2 separate regions of the Mus musculus genome follow, and region 2 is linked to region 1. The links are chromatin contacts, found by Hi-C or POLR2A ChIA-PET in ENCODE. All regions are on one chromosome and are shown on one strand. Each heading gives the region's core, a stretch centred on a gene start or an enhancer-like site at or near the end of the contact. The rest is flanking DNA. Distances are from core to core; before and after follow the strand shown. Region 1 holds the start of 7530428D23Rik (RIKEN cDNA 7530428D23 gene). Region 2 holds the start of Tbl1xr1 (transducin (beta)-like 1X-linked receptor 1).

Region 1 (3,031 bases), core at 161-2,660:
TGGAGCCTGCCGCTCAATCGTTCTGCCATGCCCACTACTGGAGCCTGCCGCCTTGCTGTTCTGGAGCCATACACGTGGTCACCCTGCTACTGGACCCCAAGATTATTTGGCGGGAATTAACCCCTTCCCCCCGCTTCATATCTCGGTGCATGAATCAGTAAAATTGAGCTTTGATCAGAACCTGATTTGACTTAGCTCTGTTCTTCTGACCGTCTAGTTCCTTTCTTTCAGCTCTGCTGCCATCTCAGTCGTACTGTTCCTCTCGAGCCACTAGTCGGCCCGCAACATTCCTAGAAGGGATCAATAGCAGAATGTCTACTTTTAAGAATGAGAAAACTCTATAATAGATTAATAATAATTATACAATCTAAAAAAAAGATAAATAAATAAACCAAGCTTTTGAGTGCTAGGGATAACTGTGAGATGTATAATGTGTTTGCTGTTTGATGTCTGGAAGGAGAGGAAAGAAAAGAGAATGTCTTTGTGGCATTAGTAATAGAACTCCCTAAACTTAGTGAATGAGAAACCTGTGCAGTTTCAAGAAGCTCAATAGAGTCTGGAGAGATGGGTCATTGGTGAATAGACAGCTTCCAGATGCTTTCCCAGACGTTTCAAGTTGGGTTCCCAGGACCCACATGATGGCCTACAACCATCTGTAATTATATTTCTAGGGGATCCAATACTCTTTTGAGGCACTATATGTATGTGGTGCACATAAACTCATAGAGGCACATATACATACAAATAAAGAAACAAATCTTACTATCTCAAAAAAAGTTCATTAAATTATCACAATGAAGGAAAAACAGAGCTGGGACATTCTATAGTCAGACTGGGAAAGCAACAGTAAAGAAGACAGCACTTGGCAGTGGGAAGGAAAATAAAAACTAAATAAGATTTCTCTGCTGAGACTATTAAAGTCAGATGGGAGAAATAAGTGTTTAAAGAACAATCACAAAAAATTATGTCAATATTTAGGAAGGAGGAGAAAGTAACAAGAATTTATCATAGAGGATTTGCTCAAGGAAGTTATTTGGTTTAAAGGGGAATGATTTTATTAGGAAAACTGAAATAGGGCACCAGAACTTAGTAGGCTCCCCAACCTTAGCACAGCTGACTTCATGATAAAGTGTCATTCAGGCTGTAAAACTTGCCAGGTTGACAGCACCACACTTTAAAACTAAAGTAAAGGCCTAATCCTTCAAATTCCATATAACTCTGGGAAGGTCTCAAAATACACCTACTTTGCTTTTCTAGCTTCTGTAGTCCTGCTTTTGACTAACTGTTCTTGTTAACTGAAGTGTGTCAACACATGAGGCAGGATTTTCCCTGTCCAATTACATTAAAACACTAGTGCAGCAGGAGGCTGGCGATTGGACAGAGAAAAGGGAGGCAGAGTGAAGAGTTACAGAGACAGAGGCATCTGAGAGGGAGAAAAAGCTGACCGAGATGGAGGCGGATGGACAGGAAGAAGAACCTGAACCAGCGTGGCTTTAAATAGCCACCGGTAGTTATGATATCATAAAGGTTAGAAATTTGGCATAATTTGTCTAATATTGGTGGGCAGCTTTTGTCATTATCAATTGGTTCTGAAATTATTGTATTGGCATCTTGTAATCTGAGAATTTATGGATATATAAATCTGACTTGTTAATTATATGCTTCTAGAGTTTTGTTTCTACCGGGTTGTTGGGTGTTAAGGCAGCTGACAGCGGGTTGAATGGGTTGTGTGGGGCTGGTGTGGCAGTGAAGGGAACTCGGGGAGAGTTGGTGAGCAGAGAGTAACCCGGCAGAACCGCACTGGGGCAGAAAATAGCTACGGAACTTGGCAGTTCTACTTGGTTATTAGGATGTGGGACCGTCGACTCTAGGGGTTTATGGCTGAGAACGAACTAACAGCTCCAAGGACAAGCGAACCAGAGCTGGTAACACAGTGATTGGTTGCTGGGGGGCTAGCTAGAGACAGAGCTGGTGGGACTGAAATGGTGTAGAGTGTTGCTGGCAGTAGTACGGGAACATGGCACATTATTTTTAATATTTCCCACAACAAACCCAGAACACGGTTTTTGTGCTTAAAAGCTCACCCTGAGAAAGGCTCAGTGCTACACTGGGATCTCACACCTAGTGTAGTTGCTGGCTAGCTAATAAAGGCTTTCTATTGGCTTAAACCCATGTTTGAACAGTCTTCTCTGGTGAATATACCACAATAAAACCAGCTCTTCATAACTGAAGGAAGAACAAAAATGGTAAACATTTGGTTAAGTATAAAAAGCTTTTTCCTTATAAGGTCTTTAAAATATATGGTATTGTAAACACAAGAACTTTGATAGAATTTCAGTGTGTACAGAAGTAAAACATGGTAAGTATAGCTTAGAGGAAAAAGGAATATACGTAGTTAAAAGAGCTCTCTATTTTCCTCGTATTGGTAAAATATTGTTTTTTTTAATAGATCATAAAAATAGAACCATTTTATTGTTCCCAGAGCAACCATGAAAAATGCATAGAAGTGTAAATCAAACACTGCTACATAAACTTAAATAGAGTATTTCAAAATCATTTAAAACAATAAACTACTATGGTATTGCAAAATACAACTACTGAGATGAAAGCTGACGGGTATAGCTTCATCAGCTAAAGAAAAATAAACTGAAAACTATATTTATGTATCCAAAATCAGGCACAGAGATAAAGCAATTAGCTGTATTGATAAAGAAATTTAAGTGTCATTTAAAAGACTTCAGTTTTATCTGAAGTACTGATATCCTCCATCAGTTTCATTCTACTCATATAGATTAATTCACTGTTTGCACTTTTAAAAAGTTGTGAAGTCTTTGGTGGTGTTGGGGCTAGAGAGTTAGCTCAGAGGTTAATAGTACTTGTTCTTGTAAAGTCTCCTAGTTCAATTCCCAGCATCCACATGGAAGCTTATCACTTGCATGTACCACATATGCATGTGACGCATAAATGTACATGCAGGCAAAGCATTCATGCACACACACACACACACACACACACACACTAAATCTAAAAA
Region 2 (3,031 bases), core at 287-2,786, 280 kb before region 1:
CTGAAGTGCTCCAATAAGCATGGGTCTTATTTAACAAAACTGAACGTGAATCACACAGGGAAACCCAAAACTCATTTACTACCTTCAATGGGCCACCAAGATACTGCAAAGCACTTTAGCTAAGTTAAATCAGTAAGACATGGCCTTGTATTGTTTTACACTGATGGGGGGCTTTCAATCTCAAGATTCAAACTAGAAATAACACATCATTTCATCCACCGTACTTTATTAACATGTTTAGACCAGCATAAGGTTCTTATATGGAAAAACAAGAAAGCCAACAGTAAACTTCCCTAATTAACTGTAAATGGCATATAACCCTTCACCCTGGGGCCGATAAAGTCCAACCAAGGTTTTAAGAAAACTCCAGACTGTTAAAGAAATGTAATGTTTAGCTATGTTCCAACTCTTCTGTGTGATCACCAAATTATTTTCAGTGTTGGGTAACCTAACAAAGAGAGCGTTTCTTAAAAGCCACCCAACCCAAATGTTACACAGAACAGACCATTTTCACAACCTAAATTTAATCCAAATTGAGAACTTCCAAAATTACCGAACACTCTAACACATGCATGATTCGCCTCGAGCTGCCTTTCAACGTGGAATTACACTTAAATGAAAGTCAGCCCCTGTTCCAAAAAAAAAAAAAAAAAAAAAAAAAAGACATCGGTTGCAAAGAGGAAGTCACCCAGCAAACACTCACAACGTGGCTCTATACTGTCAGAAGATAATGTGACTTGTGTGCCACCCCGAAACTTACCAGGAAGCTGGCAATAAGTTTGCCAACTGTATACACTTCTGACCCAACTTTACCGAGGCTGTGGCCAGGGCCTCCTCGTGGGGAGGCCACAGGCACAAGGTGCCCACACTCGCGTCCTGAGTGAGCGAGGCCCGGCCGCGCCCCTCCCCCGCCCGCGCCCCAACAGCCGCCCGCGGTCCCCGCCGCCGCCCGGGGTCTCCGCGCGCCACAGCCCGAGGGGTGCGCGACCGGGCGACTGCAGCCCGCGCGCCCGAGCGCGGACCAGCACCCATCCTGAGCCCTGGCCGCTCCCCCGCTATGTGAGCACAGGGCGGCTGCGGCCCCGCATCCAGCCTGCGCCCCCAAGCCCGCTCGCCTGGGCCCAGTGCCTCCCGCAGCCACCCCGACCCGGGGGGGCAGCACGTGAGCGCAGCCGCCCCTCCCCCGCGCCCAGGCCAAGTTCGCGGCGCCCGCAGCCCCGGGCCCGCGCTCACCTGCTTGGCGACGCTGTCCCCTCCAGGACGCGCGGCGCTCCCCTCCTGGCCGCCGTCGGCACCCCGAGGCGCCCTGGGGTGCGGGCGCTGACAGCCGGGCAGCGGGTCCGGCGGGGGAGGGGCGCGGGGGCAGGGCGCAGCACCGAGGCAGGAGGGGAGCTGTTACTAAGGGAGAGAGCCAAGCGCGCGAGCGGCCAACGGCTCCGGCTCGGCACCGGGGAGCGCGGGGACCAGCCAGGCACAAATGAGCTCCGGGCCCGCGGCGGCGACGGCCGCGCAGCAAAACAAACCCGAGCGGCCTGCGCCCGGCGCGCGGGGAGGGAGGAGGGAACAGGGAGCGAGGAGGGGGAGGGGTAGAGGGGGAGGGGGTGGAGGGGGAGGGGAGGAGGACCCGAGGAGGGGGAGGGGAGACGAGGGGAGCGGAGGGGTGGGGCGCGCCCGGAGGGGGAGGGGAGGAAGTGAGGAGGACCCGGGAGGGGGAGGGGAGCGGAGCCGGGTGGTGGAAGAGAAGGAGAGCTGGGCGGGGGAGGGGAGCCTGGAGGAGGAGTGGGGAAACGGGTTGTGGAGGGGGAAGGGAGCCCCGAGAAGGAGAGGCGAGGGGGAAGGGAGCCTGAGCCTGGGAGGGGGAGGGGAACCTCGACGGGGAGGGGGACCTGGGAGGGGGAACTTAGAGGGAGGAGCGCCGGAGTGGGGGAGGGGCGCGGCGGAGGGGCGGGGCCGCGGTGGAGGCAGCGCGGCGGTGGCGGTGGGGGTGGCGGCCGACGAGCCGTTCCACACTCGGCTTCCTCACTCGCTCCGCTCTCCCTCCACCCAGCCTCCCTCGCTCGCTCGCGGCGCTGGGGGCTGGGCTCGCCGCGCATTCGTTCCAGAGCCCGCAGCCGGGGCTGTCCCGCTGCCTGGGTGGCGCTTGAGTCCCTTCGCCCGCAGCAATCCCGCGAGCCGCGGCCGCTCCGATCCCCGGAGGCGGCCGGCAGCTGCGGGAGCTCGGCGCGGGCTCCACATGGACTCCGCGTTCAAAGTGCCGCACACTTGGATGCGCGTAAACACGCCCGCTCCGGAGCGTACCTGGAAAGGTGCTTCGCCTGCCGTGAGCGAGTTCTAGGATGGGACCCGGAGCACCGCGCGTGGGGAGACGCGCAGCGCGCACGGCGAGAGGGGTTTGGTGAAAACGCAAAGCTGAAATTGAAGTTGTGCGCCCAAATGTGCGACTTGTCTGCGGGTCTTTTGGGAAGGTTTGATGGATCAGTTCTCATTGCGCGAAAATAAAGCCATAGACAGAATGAATGTTCACTAAGTGTGCACCGCGGTGTGATATCCACGGGAGTTTATATTATCTACTTTCTGCATGCGTCTGGCACGTGAAGGCGGTTTCTGAAGTACAGTTTGGCTGCCCAATAATGTCAAAATGTGGCTGCCGGAGCGCCGAGGATTTTTAAAATACTGCGGTGACCTTCCTGAGCCTTTCAGAAACCTGGGCTGTAAGAGGCACCCTTCCTTTTAATTCTAGCATATATCTTGAAACTCTGCTTTTTTGTTACTATCTTTAAAAATACTTTGCAACCTTCTTTGGTGAAAGGTTCTAGTTTCAAGTTGTCAAAACATTTGGAAACGTGTATTCCTGTCAAGCAGTGGTCTTCCTTTAGTGCTTCAAAGATAAATTTTCAAACAAAGTATCATTTGAAGTAACTTTCACAGCTATAGACTGTGCAGCCTAACAAACTCCGAGACTAGATTAGATTTGGTTCAGCCAAGGTCAATGACTCTCCCCTGTTGGCCCCTCCCTGGAGGCGGTTACCTA

Evidence for each region. A loop is a pair of places that touch in the nucleus more often than their neighbours do. ChIA-PET counts read pairs that join two places held with the same protein, here RNA polymerase II (POLR2A).
Region 2: a loop to region 1 is called in a map of left cerebral cortex, with 2.8 times the contacts of the local background. The contact joins the promoter of Tbl1xr1 here to the promoter of 7530428D23Rik in region 1. A Hi-C loop is called at or near these places in 8 of 37 maps with a recorded cell type or tissue (Patski, heart and left cerebral cortex). POLR2A ChIA-PET finds 5 or more read pairs at or near these places in 1 of 5 experiments (Patski).

What each region holds. Positions count from the first base shown.
Region 1 is chr3:21,799,150-21,802,180 of GRCm38, reverse strand. 7530428D23Rik (RIKEN cDNA 7530428D23 gene) reads left to right here and starts at 1,410. Exons shown (of 2, transcript NR_166473.1): 1 at 1,410-1,527.
Region 2 is chr3:22,075,157-22,078,187 of GRCm38, reverse strand. Tbl1xr1 (transducin (beta)-like 1X-linked receptor 1) reads right to left here and starts at 1,536. Exons shown (of 16, transcript NM_030732.3): 1 at 1,234-1,536.